7 separate regions of the Homo sapiens genome follow, and all the other regions are linked to region 4. A link is a loop called in an ENCODE intact Hi-C map of the cell type or tissue named here. Cell type or tissue: IMR-90. All regions are shown on one strand.

What was found. Peaks named below come from ENCODE experiments on the same cell type or tissue, not always from the same donor. Only the 100,000 strongest peaks of a DNase experiment are listed, where the experiment ranks them.
Region 1: a loop joins it to region 4, with 12 times the contacts of the local background. A loop is called at or near these places in 5 of 110 quality-filtered maps.
Region 2: it touches region 4 in a loop (15-fold over the local background); 15 of 110 quality-filtered maps call a loop at or near these places.
Region 3: it touches region 4 in a loop (3-fold over the local background); 74 of 110 quality-filtered maps call a loop at or near these places.
Region 5: a loop joins it to region 4, with 6 times the contacts of the local background. A loop is called at or near these places in 18 of 110 quality-filtered maps.
Region 6: a loop joins it to region 4, with 17 times the contacts of the local background. A loop is called at or near these places in 75 of 110 quality-filtered maps.
Region 7: a loop joins it to region 4, with 15 times the contacts of the local background. A loop is called at or near these places in 107 of 110 quality-filtered maps.

What each region holds. Positions count from the first base shown.
Region 1 is chr9:130,444,224-130,448,223 of GRCh38, forward strand. ASS1 (argininosuccinate synthase 1) reads left to right here and starts at 738. Exons shown (of 15, transcript NM_054012.4): 1 at 738-772. RefSeq lists a silencer at 541-660 and enhancers at 1,541-2,208, 2,878-3,545. In IMR-90, no CTCF peak of the experiment used is centred here; a DNase peak (open chromatin) is centred at 2,418; H3K4me3 peaks cover 815 bases; H3K27ac peaks cover 1,942 bases; H3K27me3 peaks cover 140 bases.
Region 2 is chr9:130,681,115-130,685,114 of GRCh38, forward strand. It overlaps PRDM12 (PR/SET domain 12), which reads left to right. Exons shown (of 5, transcript NM_021619.3): 5 at 134-1,869. The coding sequence ends at 555. Among named protein-coding and RNA genes, the nearest start is that of EXOSC2, 11 kb to the right of the region's middle. RefSeq lists silencers at 79-178, 659-898 and enhancers at 328-1,003, 1,049-1,218. In IMR-90, CTCF peaks have their summits at 1,605 (motif pointing left) and 3,115; DNase peaks (open chromatin) are centred at 227 and 1,567; H3K4me3 peaks cover 974 bases.
Region 3 is chr9:129,883,874-129,887,873 of GRCh38, forward strand. It overlaps FNBP1 (formin binding protein 1), which reads right to left. Exons shown (of 17, transcript NM_015033.3): 17 at 3,314-4,000. Among named protein-coding and RNA genes, the nearest start is that of MIR6855, 16 kb to the left of the region's middle. RefSeq lists enhancers at 537-831, 823-1,132, 931-1,612, 1,663-1,712 and a silencer at 1,903-2,152. In IMR-90, a CTCF peak has its summit at 1,976; DNase peaks (open chromatin) are centred at 678, 2,068, 3,688 and 3,998; H3K27ac peaks cover 524 bases.
Region 4 is chr9:130,105,776-130,109,775 of GRCh38, forward strand. It overlaps GPR107 (G protein-coupled receptor 107), which reads left to right. Exons shown (of 18, transcript NM_020960.5): 14 at 1,721-1,764. Among named protein-coding and RNA genes, the nearest start is that of GPRACR, 36 kb to the right of the region's middle. In IMR-90, CTCF peaks have their summits at 224 and 1,521 (motif pointing right); DNase peaks (open chromatin) are centred at 1,556 and 1,876; H3K27ac peaks cover 187 bases.
Region 5 is chr9:130,171,070-130,175,069 of GRCh38, forward strand. It overlaps NCS1 (neuronal calcium sensor 1), which reads left to right and starts at 1,335. Exons shown (of 8, transcript NM_014286.4): 1 at 1,335-1,658. The coding sequence starts at 1,595. RefSeq lists enhancers at 449-1,237, 2,699-3,609 and a silencer at 1,312-1,401. In IMR-90, a CTCF peak has its summit at 1,988 (motif pointing right); a DNase peak (open chromatin) is centred at 1,302; H3K4me3 peaks cover 2,159 bases; H3K27ac peaks cover 1,785 bases.
Region 6 is chr9:130,341,808-130,345,807 of GRCh38, forward strand. It overlaps HMCN2 (hemicentin 2), which reads left to right. Exons shown (of 98, transcript NM_001291815.2): 25 at 543-629. Among named protein-coding and RNA genes, the nearest start is that of HMCN2, 78 kb to the left of the region's middle. In IMR-90, a CTCF peak has its summit at 1,779 (motif pointing left); no DNase peak of the experiment used is centred here; H3K27me3 peaks cover 221 bases.
Region 7 is chr9:130,234,503-130,238,502 of GRCh38, forward strand. NCS1 (neuronal calcium sensor 1) reads left to right here. Exons shown (of 8, transcript NM_014286.4): 8 at 1-2,801. Among named protein-coding and RNA genes, the nearest start is that of MIR12126, 4.9 kb to the right of the region's middle. RefSeq lists an enhancer at 2,450-3,009. In IMR-90, a CTCF peak has its summit at 1,834 (motif pointing left); a DNase peak (open chromatin) is centred at 159.

The sequences.
Region 1 (4,000 bases), 340 kb after region 4:
TGAACCTCAACCTTCCCTCCTGTCTAGTGGGTTCGCAGCCAGACAGTCTTTTACTCACTGCTTACTGGGTGCCCTCTGGAGTCTGGGCAGGTGCCAGGCTCTGAGAAGACAGGCCAGCAATCAGCCCTGGCCTAAGGGATGAAAGCCGGGCCTTCCCGCGCCGGCTCACCTCGGTTTTCTCATCCTTACTCGGCTACCAGAGGCTATGGTTGGGGAGGGAGGGGGCTCTGGGGGCTGCAGAAGGCCCAGGCTGCCGGCACCGGATAGAAGTGAGCACGAAGCTCCCTGCGCCAGTGGAACTTTTATCCCGGCTCCCACCGCGAAGCGTTTAAATTGCTTCCCCAGGGCCAGGAGGCAAGTCTCTCGAAGGACGGCTGCGGCCACCCTCCGCCCCTGAGTTACATGGGTCGCAGCCACTGCCGCCCTCCTTGGCGCCTCCAGCCCGCGGGCCAGGGCCAGGAACCGCGAGCCGCCTGCGCCCCCGCCGGCGCGCCCCTGGGAGGGTGAGCCGGCGCCGGGCCCAGGCCCGGACCTGGTGGGAGGCGGGGGGAGGTGGGGACGAGGCCTGGGGAGGCGGGCCCCGCCCATCTGCAGGTGGCTGTGAACGCTGAGCGGCTCCAGGCGGGGGCCGGGCCCGGGGGCGGGGTCTGTGGCGCGCGTCCCCGCCACGTGTCCCCGGTCACCGGCCCTGCCCCCGGGCCCTGTGCTTATAACCTGGGATGGGCACCCCTGCCAGTCCTGCTCTGCCGCCTGCCACCGCTGCCCGAGCCCGGTAAGGAGCCCTCGGCCCCTCTCGCTGCCCACTCCCTAGCCGAGAGCACCCGCTTCCCGGGCCCAGAGGAGGAGGCGTAGAAGACGCCCGCCCCGGGGCCCGCGGAGGCAGAGGGCGGACCCCGATCGCCACTCGCCGGGGACTGGGACCGAGGCAGGAGGGAAGGGGCTCCCGATGCTCAAACGCCTGGCACCGGATTCCAGGTTTCTGGAGCGTGGGGGACGCGGCGGGGGCGCGAGTCCCCGGGGGCGCGAGTCCCCGGGTCCGAAGAGCGGCTCGGGTTATTTGTTCCCTGCGCAGCCGGGTCCTTTCTGGACTCCTTGTCGGATCCGGCTTCCTCTGTGTCGTGAAGCCCCCACATGGAGACCTGGGGAGTCCGGAGCGTGTGGGGGGGCTCCCGATTCTCTCTCCCTCTCTCGGACTCGCCGTCTGTCTCCACCTCTATTTCTCTGCGTAAAACCAGGAGTCCAGCCCCTCTGGGGCTTGGACGTATCGCTTTCCCCGCAGCCTCAGTTTACCCTGGACAGATGGGCATGGTGGCCCTGGCTCCCTTCCCTGCAGGGGGCGGCAGCCACCTGGCCCTCCCCGGTGGGGCTGGCGGCCTCGCGGCGGGGTTTCCTGCTGGCCTGGGCTGGGCTCTGTGGGAGGGGCAGTGCCAGGAATATTTTCTATTCGGGCTGCTGTTGCCTTTGGCCCCTGGGCGGCTGCGCCCTCCAGGGAGGCAGGGTCATTGTGAAAGAGAGGAAACTCCTCTCCCAGGCGGCCAGGGCTGTTCCTGAGGAGGGCTGGCCTGGCCTCAGTATTCTTCTCTGAGAAGTGGAGAGTCCACTCCCGAGCAGCCGAGTCAGGCTGCAGGTCTCAGGGCAGGAACAGACCTGTTCTCTCCCCAGGGGTAGATCAAGACCTAGGGGACTTGGGCTTTGATCCTCCCGCTCCCAGCAAGCACAAACCCAGTGATGGGGAGAGCTGGTGAGGCCTTGGCTCAGCCTCCAGATTCCCAAGCTTCCTTTTCATTTTCTTTTCTTTCTAAAAATTTATCAGAGATGTGGACTCGTCATGTTGCCCAGGCTGGCCTCGAGCTCCTGGGCTCAAGCGACCCTCCTCCCTCGGGCCTCCTAAACTGCTAGGATTACAGGCTCGAGCCACCCAAAGTGCCTGGCCCCCAAGCTTCAGTCTGTTAGAGCTGGCTGGGGCTGAGGGCTCAGGAAACATTTGCAGATACTGTGCGGCTGCTAAGGGCTCTGTAGACTGTTGGGTGCTGGGCCTGGGTCCAATTGCACAATAACTGTGCCTGGGGTTAGGTTCTGATGAGAGGGAGGGAGAAGCAGCCACACGGACTGGGAAGCTTGGCTAGGAGCAGGAACTGGAGGAGTCTCCATTCCAAACTCCCTCTCCCTCCCAGACCCCTTAGGCCCAAGGCCTAGGGCGGGGAAGTTTGGGGGTGGGGGCGGGACCCTGTCCTGGCGGGGCCATCTGTGCACCATGCTGAGAAGTAATTCTGGTTCTGCTCTGTGGGGGTGGATCAAGTGAATGAATAGTGACTCCTGCCTGCTGAGCGCCTGGCCGGTGCGGGGGCAGACACGTCGTGAGAGGGAAGGGGAGGCCCCACTCTCAGCACAGTCTCCATTCCTGAGTGCTTGGGAAGCAGGCCCAGGGCCGCAGGAGCCTTGGGGTGGAGCCAGGCCCAAAACAGCCTGCTGCACAAGCGCTTCCCCCTCCCAACCCGGGCCCATCTCATCTTTGGCCTGCTGGGAGGCCAGCCAGGTCAACCAGATGCCTCATCTGAGCACTGACTACACAGTCCCTGAAGTCAGTGGCTTGCCTGTGGGCACCAGGCACCCATGTGGAAAGAGGTAACTTCGCTGGAATTCAGAGTCTAAGGCTCTGATTTCTGATGTAGCTTTGGGCAAAGTTGATCTTCCAGGGCGTGGCTCCCTCCCCAGACTTGGGGTCGACCAGGCACCCATAGGCACTTTGATATGAGTGGAACGAATGAATGAATGTGCCCTTCGTCCATCACCAAAGACAAACCGAGCTCAGCTGAGTTAGAATGTCAGCGAGGGGTTGCAGGGGAATCTTCCACGGGGCAGTAGGCCTGAGCTATAGCACACAGGCTCTCCAGAGAAATAGTGGGCAGGTTGGCCATGACTCACTGGGGGGCTGGTTTTCTGGAAGGTGTGTAGAGTGAAGGGGAGATCTGAGGTCTCCTAGGAGCCAGGGAGTGGAAGGCCTAGTGCAGGGAAGAGCAAGTGGCCTGCAGTCAGGCTGGGTTTGAAGCCGCTAGCTTGTGACCTCGGCTGGCCGCTTAGCCTCTGCCTCCTCCTTTGTAAATAGGTGGTAATGGCAGTCTCCACCTTGAGAGGATGCACCTGTGACTGTGAACATAGTAGCCGCTCTTGTTGTCATTCCAGCTCTGACGTTTTCAAGTAGCACGAGTTTTCCTTAGTGTCAAGTGAGCGCCCAGGCTGGCCTGTTTGCTGGAAGCTGGACAGATGGCTGTGGCTGGGGCCACAGAGAATGCCATCCCAATGAAAGCCAGGTGGCTCTGGTACCTTGACGCGAGGCCACCTTCCCTCCTCCCAGGTGTCTCTTCCGGGGAAGGAGGGCTGGAGGGCAGTGGGCATTTGCCAGGGAGCTGGAGAAACCTGCCGTGGCCCTTTCTGGGGGATGTGGTGGGGGTGGAGCTGGGACTAGGGGAGGCTGAATTCAGCCAGGATCTGCCTGCCAGGCGCAGCTCCCAGGAAGAAAGCCCAATGTCTGGGAGGGTCAGAACCCAGAGGGCTGTCAGGTTGTACAGATGAGGAAATTGAGGCTTAGCAAGCCAGGAACTTGGCTGAGGTCAGCCATAGCAGCGGTGCACAGAGCTTAGTGGGCACATACATGCTTGGTGCCCAGCTCTGGGCTCCTTCCCCCAGCATCTCACCCAATCCTTACAGTCGCCCTGTGGGGAGCAGGCTGTTTGCACCCCTATTTTGCAGCTGAGCAGTTATGCTAGAGAGCTGAAGCCACTCAAACCCATGTCTGGTGGACTTGACCTCTGTCCTGTGCCTGGAGTGAGCGCTCACTGGATTGCAGCTGTGGTTCCTTCTCTCCCTGTCACTTCCTCCCCCGACATCAAACCCTCAGTTTCATTTAGTTTTTGCCTCGGGCTGCAAATGCAGCTTAGGGACCTGCGGAGGCTGAGGGAGGGGGGTGCCCCACCCGCTGCTGGGAGGGCAGGAGCAACGC
Region 2 (4,000 bases), 580 kb after region 4:
ACCCACCCTCAAGGACGGACCGGCCCCGGGCTGGGGGCGCTGAGGGCCCGGGCTGCGGGGCGCCGGTTCTAACGGGGCTGCTCTCTCCCCTTCTCCGTCTCCCTTCCCCCGCCCCGCCCCGCCCCGCGGCCAGAGGACTTCCACCCGGCGGACTCGGCGGCTGGCCCCGCGGGCCGCATGCGATGCGTCATCTGCCACCGCGGCTTCAACTCGCGCAGCAACCTGCGCTCGCACATGCGCATCCACACGCTGGACAAGCCCTTCGTGTGCCGCTTCTGCAACCGCCGCTTCAGCCAGTCGTCCACGCTGCGCAACCACGTGCGCCTGCACACGGGCGAGCGCCCCTACAAGTGCCAGGTGTGCCAGAGCGCCTACTCGCAGCTGGCCGGCCTGCGCGCCCACCAGAAGAGCGCGCGGCACCGGCCGCCCAGCACCGCGCTGCAGGCACACTCGCCCGCGCTGCCCGCCCCGCACGCGCACGCGCCCGCGCTCGCCGCCGCCGCCGCCGCCGCCGCCGCCGCCGCCGCGCACCACCTGCCGGCCATGGTGCTGTGAGCGCGCCCGCGCCCCCGCCGGGCCCCGCGCGCTCCTGGGTCCCCGGCACCCCGGCCCCGCAGCGCGACTCGCCCTCCAGCCCCAACCCCCGGCCCGGCGCCGCCGCGGAGCCCCGCGCGCTGGGGTTGCGCCCCGGAGGCGGATCTCAGGCACCCCCGCCTTGGCCCGTGTCGCAGATGAGGACACTGAGGGCGGCGTCCCTCACCCAGGCCACGCAGCTGGTGCGGCTGTTCGGCCGCCTCCTCTGGGAGGGGGTCCCCCTGCCTGGCCTCGCCCCCGAGTCTCCCTGCTGCTGTAGAGCCGGGCGCCCAGGCCGGCATCCCCCTCGTGGGTGGCAGGAGAGCGGACTTAGAGCCCCCGAGGGCCCCTCAGCAGAGGAAGGGGAGTCCCCTCCTCCGCCACCGAGAGTCCTGTGCTTCGGAATGAAGGGAGGGCGACCTCCTTGTCCGGGTGTGGTCGGGCGCGGGGGTTGTGGGGGCGCCATCTCCTCTTCCGGCCCCTGGGACTGGTGTCCTGAAGTGTCGGGAGTCCTTACGCAACCTTGACATGTGCGGGCTACTGGGGTCCATCGGCAGCGGGAAGAGACCCGGAGAGATGCATCTTCTGGGCCCTTCTCTCCTTTAGGCCAGCTTACCCCCAAACCTGGCTCCTGGGGACGGATGAGGAAGGAGCTCTTTGCAGTGCACCAGGCACGTTGAGAGTGGAGGCACAATGGAAATCCTCTGTGGGACCCCGAGCAAGACCCTGCACCTCTTTGGGCCTCAGTTTCCCCATCTGTAAAATGAAGGAGTTGGACCAATGCCCCCTCCCCTTCAGCTGTGACATCGTGCCTGGGAAGGCGAAATATACCCCCAGCCCCTTCCAACACACACACTCCAGCGAGAGGAGGGCAAGACTGGAACCGCTGCCCGAGAGGTTAAGGTGGCTTCTGTGGCCACGAAGCGCTTCCGAGCTGTGCCCAGTCCCGGGAATTCCGCCCAGTCTGCCCACACTTCCCTCGGTCCCTGCCCGTTTCCTCAAATTCGGGCCGTGCGCGCCCTCTGGTGTCGCCTCTCACACTTTGCAGTCATTTACCAGGATTCCCGTAGGGCGTTTTGTAAAATAAACTATAATATTAATGAAAAGTATAAAATGTATAGAGTTTTCAAGAAACTGCGTTCTACTTCCAGAAGATGGTCACTTTAACCTTGTAAATATTTATCTAAAATGATATTTACAAAACTGTAATATATTATTATTTGATTGTATATGTACAACTGTAAATACATTTGTACCTCTCTTGTATTCTAAAATAAAAATTACTTGGAACATTTATCATTTAGCATCTGAATGGGTGGACACTTTTATCTGTAGGAAGGAAATATAGAAAGTGTCTAGAAGCTGGAAAGGGGCGGGTAAGCGTTGTTCCACTTACTGGTGTGTACAGGAAAATTCTCTCTGTCACAACTGGGATGTCAGAGCTCAGTGAGATGGGCCACAGTGCAAAGCAACCGGAAATCTTGAAAGGGGCCAGGCAGATTTCTCCCGGTTTCCAGCTGGCTCAAACATCAGTGCCTTATTTTGTAACTTCTCCCAAATATTTACTTTTTTTTTTTTTTTTCATTTTAATGGCCAACTCAAAGGAGTTCAAGCAGCCAGTGGGAATGGGCCAAAATGGCCACCAAGTGCCCTCCCAATGCCTAGACTCTCCAAATGTTCTGGGCACCCATTTCCAGACCCTCTTGAAGAAGACCAGGGAGCAGGAAGACCTCTAGTTAAAGCCAGAGGGCTTCATGGTTCCTATAGGGCCAGTCTCACCTCTCCTCTCCAGGAAGGAGGTGCGTGCAGGGGAGTGTGAGTTCACACCTGTGCTCCAGCATACACCAGCCATGAGGGTGTCATCGTCCAACCCACTGGGTGTGTGGTTTCCTGGCATCCCGCAGATACAACTCTGCATCTTCATCCAGCACACGTGTGCACACATGTGCACCTGCAGACACTTGGGAATTTACACTTGGACACACAGCCCAGCCCCACTTGGAACTTCAGGGGTGTACTCCTAAAGACCCCCTTACTTTGAGTGATTTGTCTTGGACCCTGGAAATGGAGGCACAGGCAGGGTTGGACACCTGATGAGTTCACTTGCAGGCCCCATCTGGGGTTCACTCCCTCAGGCCAGTGGGGGAAGTCACCTTTGGTTCTCCTCCCACTGGAACCTCGCTTCTCCTTTGACACCCCACCATTAGGCTCCCAATGCCTCCGGTGGCCCCTGCATTCCCCCCTCCCATGCAGCCCCCATCCAGGCCTCTTGTTCCCTTGACCAAAGCCTATCTGTCCTGAGTCCCCCTCCCTTGGATGCCAAGGGGTGAAAAGGCAGGTGCTTTTCCTGCCCACATGTTGAGACTCCCAGGAAATAATTCTGGCTTCCTGAAGTAGAGCCTCCCAGAGTCAGAACTCAGAGAGGTCAGTGAGGCCCTTGAACAAAAATCGAAATTGTTTTCTGTGGGTCATTCTGTCCTGTGAAGTCTCAGCTAACAGATCCAAGGATCCCCATCCCAGGCTCCAGAACCCACCTGGTGGTAGCTGGCTGTAACTGCAGACCAAGGTGCCTCTGGTCTGCCCACAGATCTGTTTCCACAGAAGTGTGCTGCCAGGGCCTGGGATACCAGGGTGAAAGGATGTGACTTGTGATTTGCACGCTGGAGGGAGGCATGATGCTGAAAAGCCTAACCTCTTACTTTGCTTGCATTTCCAGCAGAGGCCTAAGGCCCCTTTCCTGAGATTGCAGCCCCCCTAATCAAAGACATGCAAACACAGCCATGGCAGTTTCTGTGGGCCAGCCCTGGGCTTGGGGCTTTATTTTTATTTTTATTTTTGAGATGGAGCTTCACTTTTGTTGCACAGGCTGGAGTGCAATGGCTCACTGCAGTCTCTGCCTCCAGGTTCAAGCGATTCTCCTGCCTCAGCCTCCCAAGTAGCTGGGATTACAAGCACCCGCCAGCACGCCCAGCTAATTTTTTGTATTTTTAGTAGAGATGGGGTTTCACCATGTTGGCCAGGCTTGTCTTGAACTCCTGACCTCAGGTGATCCACCCACCTTGGCCTCCCAAAGTGCTGGGATTACAGGCATGAGTCCAGCCGGTCTTAGGGCTTTAAACATATGTATTCCAGAAATCCTCCTCACAAACCCACAAGTGGATACTACCCCCCAATCTTTTCCCCCAATGCTCTTTTAATCAATGTCCATGTGAAGTACAACAAAACAGAGGCATAGAGAGAGTAAATAATTTGCCACATCACTCATTCAGTGAGTGGCAGAGTGGGGTTCCCTTCAAGTGTCTGACCCCAGAAGCCACGCCTGTGACTATTAGGCCACATCACCTCCTGGTCAGCCCGCAGATTCAGTCCAAAGGGCTTTCTGCATCTCCCATGGGGATGCAGTGTAGTCCAGCACTGTATATTGACC
Region 3 (4,000 bases), 220 kb before region 4:
TAGGCTCAAGTGATCCTTCTGCCTCAGCCTCCCAAAGTGCTGGGATTACAGGCGTGAGCCACCACGCCTGGCCGCTTGCTGACATGTTTTTGCTTTGGGGCAGTCTCATAGGAGCTTTAGGTCTCACAGCACAAACCCCTCGGAGTCAGCCCAGGCCCATGCCATGTGCAGACTTTGGCAGTTTCCCAATCTTGGTATAAAGGTAAACGATTCTCTTCCCAGGGGTTCGGGCCGGCCTAGTGCTGTTAGAGGCTGTATTCTAGGAAAGCCTATGACGGTTTGGGAAACTGGGCCATGCTGAGTGCCTGTAGACAGCGTTCCCGGAAGAGGAAAAAGCAACCTTTGTCTTTATGTGGGAATCTCTAAGCAATATTTTTGGCTTTGTTTACATTTGAAGGTTAGATATGTGTCAATCCACGTGATTGACATTGAACATGGAAAATGAGAATGAAAGTTTTGTCTGGAAGATTTATTTAGGAGGTTTGGAGACAGTTCTTGCACTACAGAAAGGTGGGCTGGAAATAGGTACCAATTTGCCTTAAAACGTTTCTTTTAAAATACCTGGCTTTTAAGGAGTTCAGACTGAGATGCCAAGATCTGAAGTCTGTGCTTGATTACTGAGCAGGGACAGGAAGTGCTCGGTGACTGGGGAGGCGGGGCTCAGGCCTCGCTCCCCACGGTGCCCCACGGTGGCTCCTCCTCCGCGCTAAGCCAGGGCGTGGCTTCAGCAGCGCTTCTTAGAGGAGCCGGAAAGGCGCCCCTGCACCGTGGGGGAGGCTGCAGGAGACCTGCCGCCTGCCTGTGGTTCTGTCGGCCATGGCGCTGCTCACAAACCTGCATCCGAATACATTTGCAAGGCGCAGCCACCCAAAAAGTGTAGTTCCTACCTTTGTTCTGTTTTAAATTCAGTGCAAACATAAATTATCCTGAGGGTCTTAATGCTACCTAATTTTGAGCCCCAGAGAGCCTTGGGGGAAGTGAGCAGAGGTTTCGGAATCACAGCCCCCTCTGGCTCGTCCCTTCTGCAACTTCACCTACACAGAGAGACACCTGCTACCTGGACGGAGCAAGGGTGAGCTGGGCGCAGAAGAAACACACGCCTTTGGGGAAAGCTAGGAGCAGTAGACAGCCTAGGCAATGTATGTTCTGGAAGGGTGTCCCAGGGTTTCTCAGGGTGCAGCCTCCATTCCTTCCTTCGATTTGACCCGGGACCAGCCTAGATGAGGGGGCCTGTGGAGAGCTGGAACTGGAAACAGGTTCTCAAGGGCAGGGCTCGGCACAGCGTGGCAGCCAGGGGCTGTGCGGACTGAAGGGATGCGGCCCTGTCCTAGGCTGAGACGTCCGTCCAGCAGGTGCCGCAGGGAGGAAGGGAGCCTTCCCCATCCCCGACGGGGACAGTGGGTCCGTGTTTCCTCCCACAGCTTTCGGCCCCTTAGCTCTGAGGACAAGGATAGGGTCCTTCCTCTGCTTCTTCTGTACCTTTTGTGGTCCGGAGATGTCCCCGGCGGAGGTCACTATACCATCTGGAGGTCTAACGGGAGGCAGGAGTGCTCAAGTCAAGGCCGAATGGGCACTCAGTGGGACCCTGGAGAAGCAGCTGACACACCAAGGGGCTGCCACGTGCCTGCTGGCAGCCTTCACACGCTCATCCCGGGTCTCAGAGGGCGCTGGCAACACAGATCCCTGCCTCCCCTATCGGGAAAGCGTTTTAGGACCAGGGAAAAGGAGGCCTCCCCCAGGCGAGTGCGCAGAGCCAGGGAACCCGTCTGGATGGTGGCTCTTTCCCACCATCCTTCTCTGGCAGCAGCAGTTCAAAGTGGAGCTTCCAGGCTGTCCCATACATTTCACGATTTCTGAGTCTTTCGCTTCAATTTAAAAAAAGCTGGGGGCACGACCGAATCCTGCCTCTGTCCACCGCCATCTCGTTCCTCATCGCAGGGGGCCCTTCTTGCTCCCTCCACTGCTGCGCTCTGCCGTCTGCTCCCGCCAGGGGTCCCCACCACCTCTGCGGACGGAGGAGCCGCCTCCCAGGCCCGGGCGTGCCCAGGGCGGGTGGAGGGCGTGGGGCGGGCCGGTATTTCCTGACCCGCTGGAGGAGCCGGCCCCACAGGCTTGTGGCCTCCCCGGAGCCGGTGAGTCAGGAACTTCCTACTTCAAGAGGCTTCCCCAGTGCAGCAGAAAACAAACTAGTCGCCCCCAATGCTCCCGACCTCTGTGATGTCCACACCCGCGGAAATGGGGGCCCCAAACCAGCAGGCTCTGTTCTAGGCTTCTCAGCGCTGGTGCGGCTCTTGGAGAAGGCTCGGCAGGGGCGGGTGGGGCATGGGGGGGTTCACAGGTGGAGACAGCCCGTCTCCGCCCCACAGACGGCTGGGCGCAGTCCCGAAATATTCTTCCCAAGTGGACTTTTTTGCTGACAACCTAGAGGAGAGGGTTTCGGGTAGGATAACAGTAGATCCACCTTGTTCCCTTGTGCCACACTGTGTCACACTGGGAACCAGCAATTCTCAATGGTGCCTTGAAGCCAACTGCACGCACTTGTGGTTAGAGGTTACCAATGGCCCCATATTGGTGCCCTCACCTCCTGCCCTCCGCAAGTGAGGATGCTTGGCATCAGCAGAGCTGCCAGGTCTGCACTTGGTGTAGCTGCGAATATGTCATTTCCTGGACAACTGTTTTCCTAAAACAGTGCTAAAAAAAAAAAAAAAAAAACCCTTGGGACACAGAGAAGTGTGGGCACAAACCAATCCTATCTTCCCCCAAAAGGCCAGGGTGAAATTTTCAAAGCTGGCTGTGGAAACGGGGCCTCCCACTGCACATGTCCAGCCAGTGCCAGGCACAAGGCTGCTGCCCTTTCGAGTTGTCCACGTGAAACAGCTCCGCACTGCCTGCAGCTTCACAGAAACTAGTGATTCCAGCCACGCCACCAGGAGTACCGGCTTGAGCACTGGTGATACCAGATAAATAATGAAACTCAGGTGTGCCCTCATTTCACCACCTCCTCCTGCCCCAGCCCCAAGCAATGAGGTCCCCAAAGAGCTAGAGCAGCAACCAGTTGAATGTGCATGCAAAAAATACTCCTGGCCATAAGCAGCCTCTCGCAATCCTCGCACTACATCAGCCCGAATTCCACGTCACCACGGTCTGAGAGCCTCCCCCTCCACCGTGGATGGGGGTGGAACTGAGAGCTATCTAGGTCTCCAGCTCCTCCCAGGGGCCAGCTCCCCAGCCCAGGGGGCTTCCAATGACACCAGGCTGCTTCCACAACTAGGGTCATATCTTCATGCAACAAAACAGTCCCGTGACACGGAGCCACAAGTTATATTTTATTTTAACACGAGATTAACATATAGTTACAAGGTCAATACAAGCCTCCAGTGGAAGCTCTTTATTTGGTTTAATTCCATCTCCAGAGACAAACAGGCAACTCTAGGACCTTTACAGTGGCGATCGGCCTCACACAGCAAAATGCCTCCAAAGTTTAGAATTAGTGCAACACACATACGAACATTTTAAAGGTGCTCAACATCAGGTTAAAATAGAATTCTGGACCTTTTTAAAAAGTTTTTGGATGATATAAGCACAGGAGGCAGAGCCAATAAGAAACATGAAACCAATATTTCTGGAAAAACACTTAGCATGAACGTCACTTTTTGACGTCGTGTAAACTTTCTTCTGCAATGACGGATGTTACCAAAAGGCATCGAGACCTTTGCGCTGCGCTGGTTAGACAAGCCGCAGGCTTATCTCCACGGTGAGCAGGATAAAAACCCCCAAGGAACAGCCCATGACAACCTTCTGTGCCTTTTTATACTTTCCCATCCTACAAAGGAAAAACTGGGTAAAGGACAAGTTCCTCCCTTTCACTGCGTTTCTAAGAACTTTTCAGGGCAGGTTCTTTTAAAATTAGTCATCTTACAACACAACAGTATTCTAGCACGGTGGCGAAGTGACAGGCGGCAGATACGGGGGAGGAAGGAGACGTTCACGGGAAATTCCA
Region 4 (4,000 bases):
GCTCCCACCTCAGCCTCCTGGGTAGCTGGGACCACAGGCACACACTACCATACCCAGCCAATTTTTTGTAGACAGGGTTTTGCCATGTTGCCCAGGCTGGTCTCAAACTCCTGGGTTCAAGTGATCTTCCCACCTCAGCCTCCCAAAGTGCTGGGATTATAGGCATGAGCCACCGCACCCAGTGGAATATGAATGACTCTTCCTCCTCACTGCAGCCTCCTGCCGTCCTGCACAGGAATTAGTCACTCGGGTATCTAACATAGGATGTCCAGCATTGTTTCCAGATCGAAAAGAGCACCTCATTAGGGAACAGAGGTTCACACCCTACTTTTACACATGCCACTATCAGAATAGTCAAATATAAGGAACCCCAACAAGCTGTCGAGGTGTAAGCAGCCATTTCCTGCCCCTTGTTAATTACAACACTAATGAGCAGATTCCAAATGGCAAAATTCCTTAAGGTAAATATCCTAAAAATTACTGTAAAATGAAAAAAGTCAGTAAGTACTGGAGAGGTGATTCAAGATTAATAATATTTTTAGGCTGGGCGCGGTGGTTCACGCCTGTAATCCCAGCACTTTGGGAGGCTGAGGTGGGCGGATCACGAGGTCAAGAGATCGAGACCATCCTGGCCAACATGGCAAAACCCCATCTTAACTAAAAATATAAAAATTAGCTGGGCGTGGTAGCATGTGCCTGTAGTCCCAGCTACTCGGGAGGCTGAGGCAGGAGAATTGCTTGAACCCAGGAGGCGGAGGTTGCAGTGAGCCAAGATCATGCCACTGCACTCCAGCCTGGCGACAGAACAAGACTCTGTCTCAAAATAAATAAATAAATAAATAAATAATAATAATAATAATAATACTTGTAAATATCCCGATTCAGCCAGCATTGCTTCAGGGCCAGCAGTGTACTGGTTAGCTTTCGTGTGGTGTTCCATTCAGTTCTCAAGCAGATAGCCCCTCTCACAGGTGGGCAAATTACGGAGGATTTAGGAAGAGTAATTGATTTGCTGACAAGAGTGAGTGACAGTGTCAGACCACAGCCGCCTTCCCTCACACAGCCTGTCTGCCTGTGCCCTGTTCAGCCCTCAGGGAAGTCTCTCTGTTGGTGGCTTTTCATGGTGCCTCCACCTCTCACCTGCGGCTCCTGTAATAATGTTAATGTTCCTCTGCCTGAAATGTAATGATGGTCATTAGGTACCAGCACATCACAGCCCCAGACAGTGTCCCTGGAGGCTGGCATTTTTCAGCAGTGTTAAAAATCTCCACTCGATAAGTTTGCATGGTGCTGTATGTTCACAGCTCTTAGACCTAGACTCTAGAAGTCAGCTGGTGACTTTCTTCTAGGGTTTATTCTCTCCTGGTGGCAGGTGAGCCCAGTGATGCTCCATTGTCATGGGAGTGTTGGGTAGGGGGTGGTTGTGGGAGTGAGAGATTAACAGGAGCATTAAATGATGGAGTTTTGTTTTCTCCTCACGCTCTGGTCCCTGCTAGACTTATTGCCACAGATTTGGCCAGCAGAGGGCGACTTTACCTCAGACGTGTTGATATCAACCATTTCCCCCCCTCTACCCGTTTTAGGGAGAGTGCTCTAAAGTGATGTAGTCCAACCTTTCAGCATGTAATTGAGAAATTCAGCCTCAAGTTACTAGAGCTGGAAATAGAGAGGAGTGCAGATTTGTCAGCTAACTTTTTGTTCTCTAAATGTTTATTTTTAGGTCAATCAGACATTTACAAGAAGCATCAGCAACAGATGGAAAAGGCAAGTTCTCTCGTGCTCATTTTGTGTTGCTCAGCTTGCTCTGAACCCACGTGCTGCGGCACTGCGGAGGAGTGGAGGCAGCCTATGGTGTCAAGATGCTGTCTTCCTGGGAGGAGAGCTAGGGGAGGCCTGGGGCCCACTTCGTGAGAGCAGCCAGGGGTAGTTTGGAGAAGGAGGTGTTGAGTCAGTTGTATAAGGAGGAGGTTGGGGGTGACTGCTGCTTATTAAGATGATTCATTTCATTTCCACTCGTGGTTGTGATTTTCACCTTCTCAAAACTGAGTCAGCAAGAGAAAATCTTGTCTTAGAAGGGCCAGATAACACTTCGCTGTGAGAACAGGAGGGATAATGGATTGGAGATGGCTATGTGTAAAGCAGCCCTGCCTGCTGATTTAACACACTTTCAAAATAGATGTGTCAGTATTCATTTAAAGCAAGACTCTGATGACAGAAGGAACCTTGAAAACTACCTGATATTGAAATGGTTGTGCCCTTTATAGCCCTTTTGCATCTCCTTGACTTTCCAGTCATGCCTCCTAAATCAGAAGAAAAGCTGCAAAGAAAATGTTTTGTGTGGTTCTGGGCTTATTTGAATAATGTTCATGACCACAGGCTGCCATAGCACAAGTGAGAATTTCAGACCACAAGGGTTTAAGGAGCAGTGCTCTCTTCTCTCAAAGCTCAGAACGGTCTCTGGATCCATGGTATCGTACACCCAGTGTGGATATTAACATTCTTTAATGCAGGTTATGAATAATAAATAAAACAGGTTTTTGTTAATAAAGTTTTGTTGCTGACTCTATTTCTGATTATAAAGCCAATGTAGATTCATTTTAGAAAATTCGGAAAATGCATAGTAGCTGTAAATCTTCTTTCACAAACCTGGTATATAACTAATAACGCATTATTTCTTTAAGTTAAATTAAACATGACTTTGAGGCTTCACGCCAGGGTCAGCCCTAGGTTGTTATTTAGAGCACAGTATTCTGGAGGATCTCGCCAGTTTGGGCCTGGAACAGATAGTATGGCATTCCTGCTGTCCAGGTTCACGTAACTCTTGCTCCTAGGCAGCCTGTGTGCAAGTCATACCCAGGCTTGGAGCCTTGGTCAGTGGTCAGAGGCCAGCCTCCCAAGGCCCACTCAGCTTCTGCGACCTGCACCAGCTTTTGTTTTCTTTCTAGTCCTGGGAATAGCCCTTCTCCCGTTTTCTCATTTTTTTCCCCTCAAAGATACCAGGTTCCCTTCTTTTCCCTCTGGAGTGTCCTCTTGTGATAGGTTCTTTTCAGTGGCTTTAAGCAGGTTCTTTTCAGTGGCTTTAAGCAGGAGTCACAGAGCTTTTGCTTCTAGCCGGGCTACATAGCCTTTCTTGGAGCCCAGTAAAGCACCCTGCCATCATTAGAAAAACCCAAGGTAGGAAGTACAAATCCACCTCTAGGAATAATTGGGGATATTCTTTTTTTTTTTTTTTTTTTTTTTTGAGACGGAGTTTTGCTCTTTTTGCCCAGGCTAGAGTGCAATGGCATGATCTCGGCTTACTGCAACCTCCACCTCCTGGGTTCAAGCAATTCTTCTGCCTCAGCCTCCCAAGTAGCTGGGATTACAGGCGCCTGCCAGCACGCCTGGCTAATTTGGGGATATTCTTCTTTTTTAAGACAGAGCTTTGCTCTGTCACCCAAGCTAGAATGCAGTGGCACGATCTCTGCTCTCTGTAGCCTCTGCCTTCTGGGTTCAAGCGATTCTCCTTCCTCAGCCTCCCAAGTAGCTGGGATTACAGGTGCCTGCTACCACGCTCAGCTAATTTTTGTGTTTTTAGTACAGATGAGGTTTCACCACCTTGGCCAGGCTGGTCTCGAACTCCTGACCTCAAGTGATCTGCCTGCCTCGGCCTCCCAAAGTGCTGGGATTACAGATGTGAACCACCACGCCCAGCCTCTTTGGGGATATTCTTGTCCTTATTTTTCTTTTATCGTGTTATATAAGAAGGTAGTTTTATTATATTTGTAACTTGGTGAACAGGTAGTCTTTTTCTTTCTTTTTTTTTTTTTTTGGAGACGAAGTCTCGCACTGTCTGCCAGGCTGGAGTGCAGTGATGCGATCTCAGCTCACTGCTACCTCTGCCTCCCAGCTTCAAGCGATTCTCCTGCCTCAGCCTCCCAAATAGCTGGGATTACAGGCACCCACCACCACACCCAGCTAATGTTTTGTATTTTTAGTAGAGACAGGGTTCCACTATGTT
Region 5 (4,000 bases), 65 kb after region 4:
GAGGCAGGAGAGATATTTGGGAGCTGGAAGGCACTCGGCCCTGCTCAGGGTTCCTCTGAGCTTTCTGGACCCTCCGAGGTTAGAACACTGTGGAAAGAAGGGAGAAAGAGACCCCACTCCTGCCTCATCCCTGCTAGCCCCGGGGAGGGCTGCCTCATCCTCCCCGCTCTCTCCCCTACCCCAGGGCCCCAGCACCGGGTGTCATTCTTTCCTCCGTCCTTCGCTCATTCACAGAGATTTGCTGGGTAACACCTCAGGCGGCCTTCTGGGTTATGGAGATGCCTCTGCCCTCTGGGAGGGTGTTCTCCCATGGAAGAGACAAACAGGATGCAGAAAACATAGGTGACGTTTGTGATGGATGTGAAGGAGAGAAACTAAAGCCGAAAAGGATAGGAGAGTTCTCAAGATATGATGATATGTTGGATGAGGTGGACCGGGAAGGCCATGCTGGACCTACCACCTGAACCACACCCCCCTACGCGAATCCACTGGCCTCTGTCCATTCAGGTGGAGCCTGTCACCCCAGCCTCGGCTCAGAGAAACAGCTCTGAGCAGCTCTGACCTGTCACTCCAGCAGCTCTGACCCATCACTCTCTGCTGAAGTCCTTTCATGGGCGCTGGTGGGCAGGGGCCCAGCTCCTCGGCGAGGGGCCTCTCCTGGCCTGCCCCGTGGGCCCTGCCCTTCTCCCAGGTCCCCTGTGCCTGCAGCCGTGCGCAAGCCCGCAAGCCGGGGAACTCTCCCTCGGGCATGCAGGCCTCCCCGCCTCTCCAGGTTGCCTGGGCCAGAACGCTTCTCCATCCACCTCCCTTCCTGACCCTGGGTTTGGAGGTCTCCTGCCCCCAGGCCGAGAGTAGGTGCTCCCACCGCTACCTGCCGCATCCCGCACAGCCCCCTGCCCGCCCTGCGAGGGCTGGGGCACTCCTGTCCCGTGGGCCGCCGTGTCCCCGGCACCCCATGAATCCGTGTCGAATGAATGAATGTCTCCGGGCCGGGACCTGGCCTCATTCACATCCGATCTTCCGGGCCCTCCCCGCCGCGGCGGGGGCCGGAGCGCCAGGGCTGGATTCGGGGAGGGGGTGGCGGGGGTGGCTGCCCCGCCCTGGGGCCGCGTTGAGCCGAGGGGACGCCCCTCCGGCTGGCTGGCGAGGCCGGGGTCCAGCTGGCGGAGGCCGCGGCCAGGCGGGTGCGGGGCGGGAGGTGGCGCCGGGCGCTGAGTGGCGGCTCCGGGTCCACCCCTGGCGCGCGGGTGCGGGCGGGAGGGGGGAGGCGGGAGGCGGGGAGCGCAGGGGCGGCGGCAGGCGGGAGGCAGCAGCGAGCATGTGCCGCGGAGCCCAGTAACCAGGGACGACCGCGGCCACACCGCGCCGGCGCCGGCGCCCAGCCCAGGCAGCCCCGCGCCGCGGCGCCCGGACCGCCCGGGCCTGCCCAGCGGCCGCCCCACGCCCCGGGCGCCCCGGCGCCGACAGCCGCGCAGCGCAGCGCGGGCGCCGCAGACAAAGGCGCGGCCCCGGCCCGGCCCGCCCGGCCCAGCCGCTCCTGCTGGGCGCCCCAACCGGGTCCGGCCCGGGGGGGCGGGGGCCGCGGCCGCCGAGGATGGGGAAATCCAACAGCAAGTTGAAGCCCGAAGTTGTGGAGGAGCTGACCAGGAAGACCTACTGTGAGTGCTCCCAGCCCCCAGCCCGCGCCCCGCGGTCACCCCCACACCCACCGCCCCCGCCCCCGCCCCCCGGACCCGCGCGCTACCCGCTCCGCGCTGCCGCCTCCGCTCCGTCCTCCCCGCCCGGCCTCCAATGTGGACCCCTCGGAGGTTCCCGGGCCGCGCCCCTGCCCCCCGCCCGGCCCCATTGTTCTGGCACCCCCAGCCCGGGGAGTGCGCGCCGGTCGGCGTGCGCGGCGCCACCCCTAGGTCCGGAGGGGCAGCCCCAGCCCCCTGGCGGCCCCCTCTCCGCAGAGCTGTCCCAACGGGCAGGGGCTGTTGCCAGGGTGGGGCGGTGGTCCCGGGAGGGGGCGCCCGGCTGCGCGGAGCCGACTGGCACGAGCGCGCGGGGCTGGTGATTCATGCATCACGATGCCGCCGCCGCCGCTGCTGCGAGATTGGCCTGTCGCCCCCTCCCTGGCCCCGTTCGTGTGGGGGGGGGGGTGGCGAGACTTGGCACAGCGCTCGTCGTGCGGTGACGGCGGTGAAGGGTCCCCGGCACCCTGTGGGTTGCAGCACTTACAGGCTGGATTCTCCCTGGCCCCATCTCTGTCTGCCACACCGGGAAGTGGGTTTCTACAGCCCGGGTCATCTGGGCCGCGTGTGATCATTAGCTGTCGCGGGCTGCCCGGAGGAGGATGGCCTGTCCTTTCTGGGCGTCTCCAGATCAGCCTCAGTGTGTCTCCCTCCACTTGCCTAACTTCACAACTCTGCAGTCCCCTTGCAGTCCTAGTTTCTCCATACCAGGCTTCCCCCTTCCCTGCAGCCTCTCCGGAGGTGCCCTGGCATACCAGGGGTTAATGGTAATGGGTCCAGACCACCCAGGGGATTGCCAGAGGGAAGGCTTCAGCATCGGGGTCTGGAAGGACCTCTGCCTGGGTGTTTGACTTGGAAGGGGACAGTGGTTCTGGGCTTGGGTTGGAATTCAGAACCCATCCCCGGGCAGCTGCGTGGGCCCAGGCCCTCTGCACCACCCCTGGAGGCAGCAGCTTGACCGCCAGCCCCATGTGTTGATGGAGGCTGGGGAGGCAGCTCCTGGTGGTGCATTGCACAACCTCTGCTCCCCGCTTCCCCCCACTCCATCGGCCTTCTGGGCACGTCTGCAGGTCTGTCCAAGCCCACGCTTCAGCTCCATGCCCCTCACCCCTCATGCTTGGAACAAAGGGGGCTTTCCTGAGCGGGTGCTAGTCTGCTGCGAGGTGCTGGCCCTTCTCCTGTGGAATCCTGCAGCATGGAGCTCACATCCCAAGAGCTGCTACCTGGAAGGGGTGAAGCCCCTGGGCACAGGGGCTGTTCTCACCCTCTCTCCAAGGTGGGCAGGTGGGTGGCCCATTCCAGTCTGGCTGCTGTTTTGTGAGATTCGCTGGGGACTCCTTCAAGCTAAGTCCAGATGTGGCCCACAGCCGCCAGCAGGTGGACTTCCTGGGTCCCTGTGCCGGGGGAGGGTGAGGACACCGTGGGCTCCATCAGGAGTGGTGGGCATGGGCTGCACGGGATGCCTCCATCATGGTGGGACAGGGGAGTGAAGCCAGGTTTCCTGCTCATCGAGCATGTCACGTGCCAAGCTCTTGGCATCATTAGCACCTCGACTCTGCCACAACTGCTCTACCAGGCTGGGTGCTGCTACGATCTCCATTTACAGATGGGGAAACTAAGGCTCAGAGGGGCAAAGTGGCATTCCCATGATCCCACAGCTAGTGACCAGGCAGTGCCAGGACTTGAACTCCGGTCTGTCCTGCTCCAAGGCTAGTGAGAGACTTCAGAGCTCGTGCCAAGAGCTCTTCTGGGCCAGGCACAGTGGCTCACGCCTGTAATCCCAGCACTTTGGGAGGCCGAGGCGGGTGGACCAGCCTGACCAACGTGGAGAAACCCCCATCTCTACTAAAAATACAAAATTAGCTGGGCATGGTGGCACATGCCTGTAATCCCAGCTACTCGGGAGGCTGAGGCAGGAGAATCGCTTGAACCTGGGAGGCGGAGGTTGCGGTGAGGTGAGATTGCTCCAAGAGGGAAACTCTGTCTCCAAAAAAAAAAAAAAAAAGCTCTGCTGGGTGTCTTTTTCTGGCTTTTGCTAGAAGCCCATGATGGTGGATTCTAAATGGGAAGGGCCTGGGGTGATAGTCCTGTCCGGCCCCCTCCTCCGGGCAGATCTGTCAACTTTAAGAGAAGTTGAGTCAACAAAGCTTTGTTAGGAACTGGCCCTTGTGGTGCTGGGCTGGGCTATTTTTAAAGGCCTTTGGAGACGTGGAACAGTTTTGGGCAGAGAGAGAGTTGGCCTGGGTACTTTTCCTCTGTCGAAGCCC
Region 6 (4,000 bases), 240 kb after region 4:
GAGAGTGTGTGAAGCACCTGGCGCATAGAAAGTTCTGGATCAGTGGTGCTAGCAGTTTCACTATTAGGAATTTAAAACAAGCTTGGGGCTGAGTGCAGTGGCTCATGCCTGTAATCCCAGCAATTTGGGAGGCCGAGGTGGGTGGATCGCTTGAGCCCAGGAGTTCGAGACCAGTCTGGCCAACATAGTGAAACCCCATCTCTTAAAATAAATAAATAAATAAATAAATAAATAAATAAATAAATAAATAAATAAAAGCTTGGAAAGCCACTGCTGAGAGGGACCACTCATGGCCCCTTGTGTCTGAGGGTACAGCTCAGCCTCCCCAGCATGTGGGGCTCGGCCCTGGTGGCTGCACCATGGGGCCTCCCTGCAGGGTGAGCCAGTACCCCTGGCCCTGACTGGACTTGCCAGGAGGCTAGGGGCTGGGATTCTAGAAGGGGACACCCTCCCCATTGGCCCTGGGTTCCTTGGAGGCAGGGGTTGAGGGGTGCCAGGCTTTGGGCCCGAGGTAGGAGTGTGGCCATGTTGCCTCCCTACAGAGCCACCACACTGGGGGGCTGATGAGACCAGCGGCCTGCTGGAGCGAGTGGCCGGAGAGAATGCCAGCCTGCCGTGCCCTGCCAGAGGTGAAGCTGCGTCTGGGGAGGGACTGGGGAGGTGGGGTGGGCTGGCTTGGGAGGCGTCCCCACTCATGTTCCAGTGCCCTGGGTTGCACGTGGCAGGCCCACGGGGCACATGCTCCTTGTCAGCAGCATGCCAGGTGGTTCATCCCATTGTCAACCCTGCAGGATGGTGTTATTGCCCCTTTTGATTAGGGGCAATCCAGGCCCAAGGGGGTTAAGTGACTTGCCTGAAGTCACACAGCCAGGATGTGACTCAGAATGTGGACAAGTGTGACCCCTGCCCTGCCCCCCTGTGCCCATCAGCATCTGGGGGTGTGATCGCCAGGGCTGAGGCAGCCCGGGGTCCTTGTGGGTTGGGGCTTCGTGGTCAGCCCGCCTCTCCCCATGCCCCTGACTTTCCCACAGAGGATGGATTCAGTGGTTCTGGCCAAAGCAGCTTTTCTGGGCTTGTCTTTGGGGCAGGAGCACGGTGTGGGGCCGATAGCCACCATGGGTCAGCTGCCCAGCGCCGAACCCTGCCCTGGCCCTTCCTGGTTTTGTAACTCAGGACAGTTTCTATCTCCTTTCGAGCATCAGTTTCCCTGTCTGTACAGCGGGGTTGTACCAGCCCCTCTGCATGGAGCTGCTGTGGGAACTCAGTGGGACCCCACGCGTGCACAGGGCTGGCATCTTAGGAGGGCTCAGGAAATGTGGTGGATGCCTGGCTTCTGCCTTTTTGTGAACCCCACGGCCCCACCCAGAAGATCCCTCCTCAGCCCCCGCCACTGCCTCAGTTGCTTCTTTCGGCGTTGGGCTCCTGCATGGCTGGGAGCACCGCCTCCCCTCTGTGGGGCTGAGGTTCTCTGGAGGGTGCTGTCTGGTGTCTGGTAGCAAGTGGCAGGTCACCAAAGCCTGACAGGAGCCTGGGGGGCGTCTCTAGTCTTGGTTGTTGCTCTGTGAGCCACAGGACGCCCTGGAAGGCCCCAGAAAAGGACTCAGGGAGAGGCAGGTAGAAGCAGGGATGGCACCCACCTAGGCAAGGGGAGGACCTGGGTGGGAGCTCTGGGAGCCCCTCTGGATCCCCAGGTGCAGAGCTGCCGACCTGCCCACCTGGCCCCCCGACCCTCCCCGACCCAGGTCCCCGGCCCTTGACTATGGCGCCACCTTGCGTTGGATTCTGCTAACAGCAAGCAGCCGTTCTGCGCTTTTGGGAGGTGGGAGACAGTGGAAGGTGGGACCCACCCAGCCCCTGACTGCCACACACAGCCCTGGTCAGTCAGGGACCAGTCCTGAGCCTGTCAGCCTCACCCAAATCCCCTCTGATAGCACTGCCTCTCCCCACCAGGCCTGCCGCCTGGGCTGCCCCGGCCTCCTTCCTGGTCAGGAGGGCCTTGTTTCACAGCCCTGTGGCCTTGGGCTCGGAGCGCTCTGAGGGCTACAGGGTTGGGACTGAGCCCAGCACCCTCATGGGGACTCCCTGGGCCCTGCAGTGACACCATCTGCCTCTTCCTCGTGGGGTGGGGTGGGGCGTGAAGGCCCAGAGCCTGGACACCCACTTGGTGGTGTGTGTGGTGTGTGGGACTCTGCACAGTGGGGAGGGGGCGGCGTGAGGGACCCTGGGCAGCAGCTGGTGCCCGGGGATCTCCTTGTCCTCCTTGTCACAGAGCTTCAGGGCCGTCCTGCACTAGAGCACTTTAGGCTGAGATTGTGGTAAACAAGGTTCCACAGCAGAAACCATCACCCCTCCCGACCTGCAGCTCGGAAGGCCTGGCCCCCGGCGTGGCGGGAAGTACAGGGGCTCTCAGGGGAAAGCTGAGGAAGATGAGAGGGGGGTGTGCATGTGTGTGAGTGTGCGAATGTGTAGTGTGTGTATGTGGTGTATGTGTCATGTGTGGGATGTGTGTGCATGTATGTGTTCTGTGTGTATGTGATGTGTGTATGTAGTATGTGGTGTGTGTGTGTGGTGTTTGGCATGTATGTTGTATAGTGTTTGGTGTGTGCATGTATGTGTTCTGTGTGTGTGTGGTCTATATATATGGTGTTTGGTGTATGTTGTGTGTGTGGTGTGCATGGTGTTTGTGTGTGGTGTATGTATGTGGTGTGTGTGGTGTGTAGTGTGTGGTGTGTATGTGGTATGTGGTGTTTGGTATGTGGGGTGTGTATGTAGTGTTTGTATGTTGTGTGTATGTGTATGGTGTTGTGTGTAGTGTGTGATGTGTGTATGGTGTTTGGTGTATATGTTTGTGTGTGGTGTGTGTATGTTGTTTGATGTGTATGTAGTGTGTGTGTATGATGTGTAGTGTGTGGTGCGTATGTGTGAATGTGTGGTGTGTGTGTGTGTATGGTGTTTTGTGTGCATGGTGTTTGTGTGTATGGTGTGTAGCATGTGATGTGTATGTGGTATGTGGTGTTTGGTGTGTGTGGTGTGTGTAGTGTTTGGTATATATGTTGTGTGTGTGGTGTGTGTATGGTGTTTGGTGTATGTGGTGTGTGTGTGTGTGTGTGGTGTTTGGCATGTATGTTGTGTGTGTGGTTTGGTGTGTGTAGTGTGTAGTGTTTGGTGTATATGTTGTATGTGTTGTGTATGTGGTGTGTATAGTTTTGGTGTGTGTGTGGTGTGTGCATGGTGTTTGGTGTGTATGTTGTGTGTGTGGTGTGTGTAGTGTGTAGTGCATGGTGTGTATGTGGTGTGTGGTATGTATTGTGTGTGGTGTGTGGTGTGTGCACAGTGTTTGGTGTGTATATTGTGTGTGGTGTGTGTATGGTGGTGTGTGTAGTGTGGTTTGTGGTATGTATTGTGTGTGGTGTGTGGTGTGTAGTGTGTATGTTGTGTGTGGTATGTGTATGGTGTGTGGTGTGTGTAGTGTATGGTGTGTACGTGGTGTGTGGTGTGTGTGTTGTTTGATATGTATGCTGTGTGTGTGTATGTTTGTGGTGTGTGGTGTGTATGTGGTATGTGTGGTATGTGTAGTGTGTGGTGTGTGTGTGCTGTGTGTGTATGTTGGTGTGTGGTGTGTGTAGTATGTGGTGTGTATGTGGTGTGTGGTGTGTATAGGGTGTGGTGTGTGTGTTGTTTGGTATGTATGTCATGTGTGGTATGTGTATGGTGTTTGGTGTGTATAGTATGTGGTGTGTGTAGTGCTTGGTGTGTATGTTTGTGTGTGGTATGTGTGTATGGTGTTTCGTGTGTGTAGTGTGGTGTGTGGTGTGTGTATCGTGTTGTGTGTGTGTGGTGTGTATCCCCACAGTGGGGAGTGGGGGTAGCAGCCCCTGGCGGTGGGACATTCTGGCCTGCATTCTGGGCAGAGGATTCCAGAGGAAAACGGGCACAGGGGGATTCAGTAAGTTGCCCAAGGACACCCAGAGCGTGGGTGGACATGGAGCAGGGCCCTGGG
Region 7 (4,000 bases), 130 kb after region 4:
AGTTGCCCCATCTGCAGAGCGAGGAGGCCCGGGCTGGTTGGTCTTGAAGGCCCTTTTCCATGCCGACATCATGTCACTCTAGGCCTGGGGTTCAGTTTCCTGTGGCTGGTGATGCTGTGGTTAAGTTTGCTTGACCCCAGCAGCCCGAGGGACTGTCTGAGTCACAGCACAGCCCCTATTGCGTGGCTGCTGGTGTGTGGGGTCAGTTCCAGCAGATGAATGTGTCATGTGGCACACCTTGTCCCTTCCCGCAGCATTTCCTGGTTCCCCCCAGACCCTTGAGCGCTCTTTGGGACCCAGAAGGAGTCCTTGCACAGGGAAGGCTTGAGGTGAGAAGCCGCTTCCCAGACTGTCAGGGCCAGGCCTGGGTCTAGAATTCTTGCTGCTGCTTTGCAGAGTCAACAGCCCATCAGCCCATGTTTTAGAGGGGACACTTTGGTCCTCGGTTCCCACCCTCAGCAAGCAGGCCTCCAGCCCGAGGAAGGCCTCTGCCGTAGTGACGTTGCCGTGTGGGGCTGCGTGGCTGTTCCCCTTGGCTGGAGCATTCAGCCAACCCCAGCGTCCCCCCTGAGGCGTTCATTGGCAGCCCCCTAGGACTGCACGCTGGCCCCACGGTAACCCCCCCTCCCCCACCAACATCCTGCAGGGATGGGGTCAGTGGTTCCACCTTCACAGGCCACTTTGAAGGGTGGATTCTTTGAGGCCCCTGCCAGTCGGCTCCCTGCTCAGCTGCTGGCCCGGGCGACCTGGGACTCAGCACCAACGGCTGAAGTTTCTCAGCTGGGCTCTGACCTGGGGTCTGGGGCAGGGAACGAACATGGTGGCTTTGGGCTGAGAGGATGAGGGAGGTCTTTCCCAGGTCAAATTACTTTCCTTTGGCCTCTGCCTGAGGCTCGATTTGCCTCTCTGGTCCAATGGGACTGACACTGTTGTACAACCTGACCTGTGGCTGAGGGTGTCTGGGCTTAAGCATGTGGACCCCTTCGGTGTGTCCGGCCTTCCTCCATCGTCCTGCCCTTTGGCCTTTTGGTTTGAAGCCACAGGTGTGGCTTCTGGCCTTAGCAGATGGTATGCTTGCGGACCGCAGCCCAGCATGCCGGTGGGCCCACAGCCCGAGCCAGCCCAGAGCTGCCGGAAGGGCCGCCCTTCCCGGCCCTGGCGGGGTGCTGGACACTGGCCATTTTCACTAGAGTTTGCCTGGCAGGGACCGATCTCTGCCCCCTCCTCTCCCCAGGCCTCTGGCTGCAGTGATGCCGCAGAATCCTGAGCCAGGTGCCTCCTGAGCAGCCCGTGCGCCTCTCCACAGCGGCGTTTGCCACCCAATGCGGCTCGCTTCAGATGCTCTGATGCAGAGGGCACGCCCATAGTCCCTCTGCAGAGCCTCGCACTGGGGCCAGGGCAGGCACCAGCCCCAGGCGGCCAGTCGGCCACGGCCTGTCCTCTTCCTCGTAGCGTCTGCTCCTCACTTTGTGTTGATGGTGACTTAGGAGAATGTTCCGATTTTCCATGATCTAAGCAGGCCACGTTTAAAATAACATCAAGGCAAGCGTACGTGTCACCCTCTGTACTGACATCTCTTCCCCTGAAATGCTTTTCAGTTTGACAGCCCGTTTCCTAGACAAGTGCACCTGGGGTTTCAGGAACTTTGTGTTTTTTCGGAGGGGGTTGGTGGGGAGGTCGGGATGCCTGGGATCCCTTCCTGGAGAGGCAGGCTGTCTCTGGAAAAAGCCTCCATTGCCCACCCGCCAGGCGGAAAGTCACCCTGTTCCCAGCGCGGTTTCAGCATTTAATTTTAAGGGAGCTAAGGAAGCGCGGCGCGCCCCCTGGTGGTGGTAAGCCGCCAACGCACCTGGGGGCTGCAACCCCACCGGACGGGTGGTCCGGAGGGAGGCTGGAGCGGGGAGGCGAGGAGGGGGCTGTGAGTCCTCAGAGGCCCTGGGCCACCACATTTCTGGCAGCGTTTCCCAGACACCCCTCTGCTAGGCCATCCCTGGATAGCAAGTGAATTAACTTAAGGGCACTGTGATGGGAAGCCTTGCCCCCCTCTTTTTTTTTTTTTTTTAATATCTGCGGAATAAACCCAATGGTTAATTTTTGAATGAATAAAAGGCTTTTGTTGAATAAACAGCTGGTCCCATCTTCTGTCTTGGCATCTTAGCATCCAGGCTCAGGCTCTGCCCCTTCTCCAGGATGGGGTAGCCCCGAGTCGCCCTCCCCAGTCTGCACATTCCCTGTTGTCCCTGTTCCTGCAGTGGCTCCCGGCCCCAGGGAGGCCCACCTCACTCCCAGCCTGACTCGGTGGCTGGCTTCCTTCAGGACTTTGCGCAAGTCAGTTCTGCTCATTGGGTCTCAATTTCCCCATCCCTTGGATGGGAGCAAGAGTCTCTGCTGGGCCTGCCTCGCAGGGGCCTGGTGAGACCCAAATGTGAGTGTCATCATCAAAGCCCCTCACAGAAGTGGAGGACGGTGCCCAAGAGTAGCGGTTTGGACTGCTGCTGCCTCCCACCCGGAGCCTGCCACTTGGGGGAGAAATTGGTATAATGCTTGCAAAAACAAACAAACAAAAGGCAATGTCTTCTGGTTGTGGTTATTTCCTTTCCTGCTTGCCTCCCCAGCCCCCTTTGAGTCTCTTTTTGGGGTGCCGTCCTGTCTGAACCTGCCGGTGTGTGTCTCTGGGGCCAGGGTCAGGGCGAGGCCCAGGGGTGGACAGGGGCCGTGTAGCATGCCCCAGCCTCCCCAAGCTCCTGCTGTATGTCGTCCATGTCACGCCAATTAAACACGCTTCCTGGACTTGTCCTCGCCTCCCTGTGTGGGCCTGTTGCTTTGTCTGTTTACATTCTTCTCCGTTTCGTTTTAGGTTTCTTCCCTTTGTGACACCCTTTCTCTGGCTTTGGGTGTTGTCTTCCCAGTTTCCTGAAGAGAAAGAATGTGTAGGCCGGGTGCAGTGGCTCATGCCTATAATCCCAGCACTTTGGGAGGCCGAGTTGGGCGGATCACCTGAGGTCTGGAGTTCGAGACCAGCCTGGCCAACATGGTGAAACCCCGTCTCTACTAAAATACAAAAATTAGCTGGGTGTGGTGGCAGGCGCCTGTAATCCCACCTACATGGGAGCCTGAGGCAGGAGAATCACTTGAACCCGGGAGGCGGCGATTGGAGTGAGCTGAGACCACACCATGGCACTCCAGCCTGGGTGACAAGAGCGAGACTCCATCTCAAAAAAAAAAAAAAAAAAAAGAGAGAGAAAGAATGTGCAAAGTGAGAACCTTGAGTATACTTTTAAACCAGAAAAATCTGCAGGAGTGTTTCTGCGAGGCCTAGAGTTGAGTGGTGTGAGGCCCCGCCCACTGCCTCACCCACGACATCCCCTGACCTGCCTGTTTCATCTGGAGAGGGCGGCTGCTGCTTTAAAAATGTCTGAAAACCATTGGCCTAGATCAGTGGCTCTCAAAGTCAAGTGTGTCTCAGAATCACCTGGATTGGAGGCTGCTTCAAACCCAGCTTGCCAGCCCAGCCGCCGAGTTTCTGATTAGGAGGGTCTGGGCAGGGGCCTGGGAATCTGAGTTCCTAACAAGTTCCTGGGCTGCGCTGCTGCTGCGGGTCTGTGAATCACACTTTGAGGACCCCTGGGAGGTGTGTGCGCTGCAGCATGTCCGGTTGGGTCCCTACCTCCATTGGCTCAGGGATTCAGGCAAATGATTCATTCACCTCATCTGACTTTTGCACCTGTGATGGGCCAGGCGCAGGGGGCCTAGAGATTGGTTGCTGACCACATGGAGGGTTGCGTCGGGAGGGAAGGTGGGGAGATGAGTAGCTCTTGTGCAAGCTCCCAGCAGGCACCCCGAGAGGTGGCAGTCTGTGTGGCTGCCCTCCCCCGAGTCACCCTTGGCCTGGAGCCTGGGATAGAGGAGAGCCCTCCTCTTCCCCCTCTGGTCAAGTAACCCCGTGTTTGCTCAGTATGCATGGGCCCTGCCATGTTGGGGAGAGGGGGATCAGAGGAGG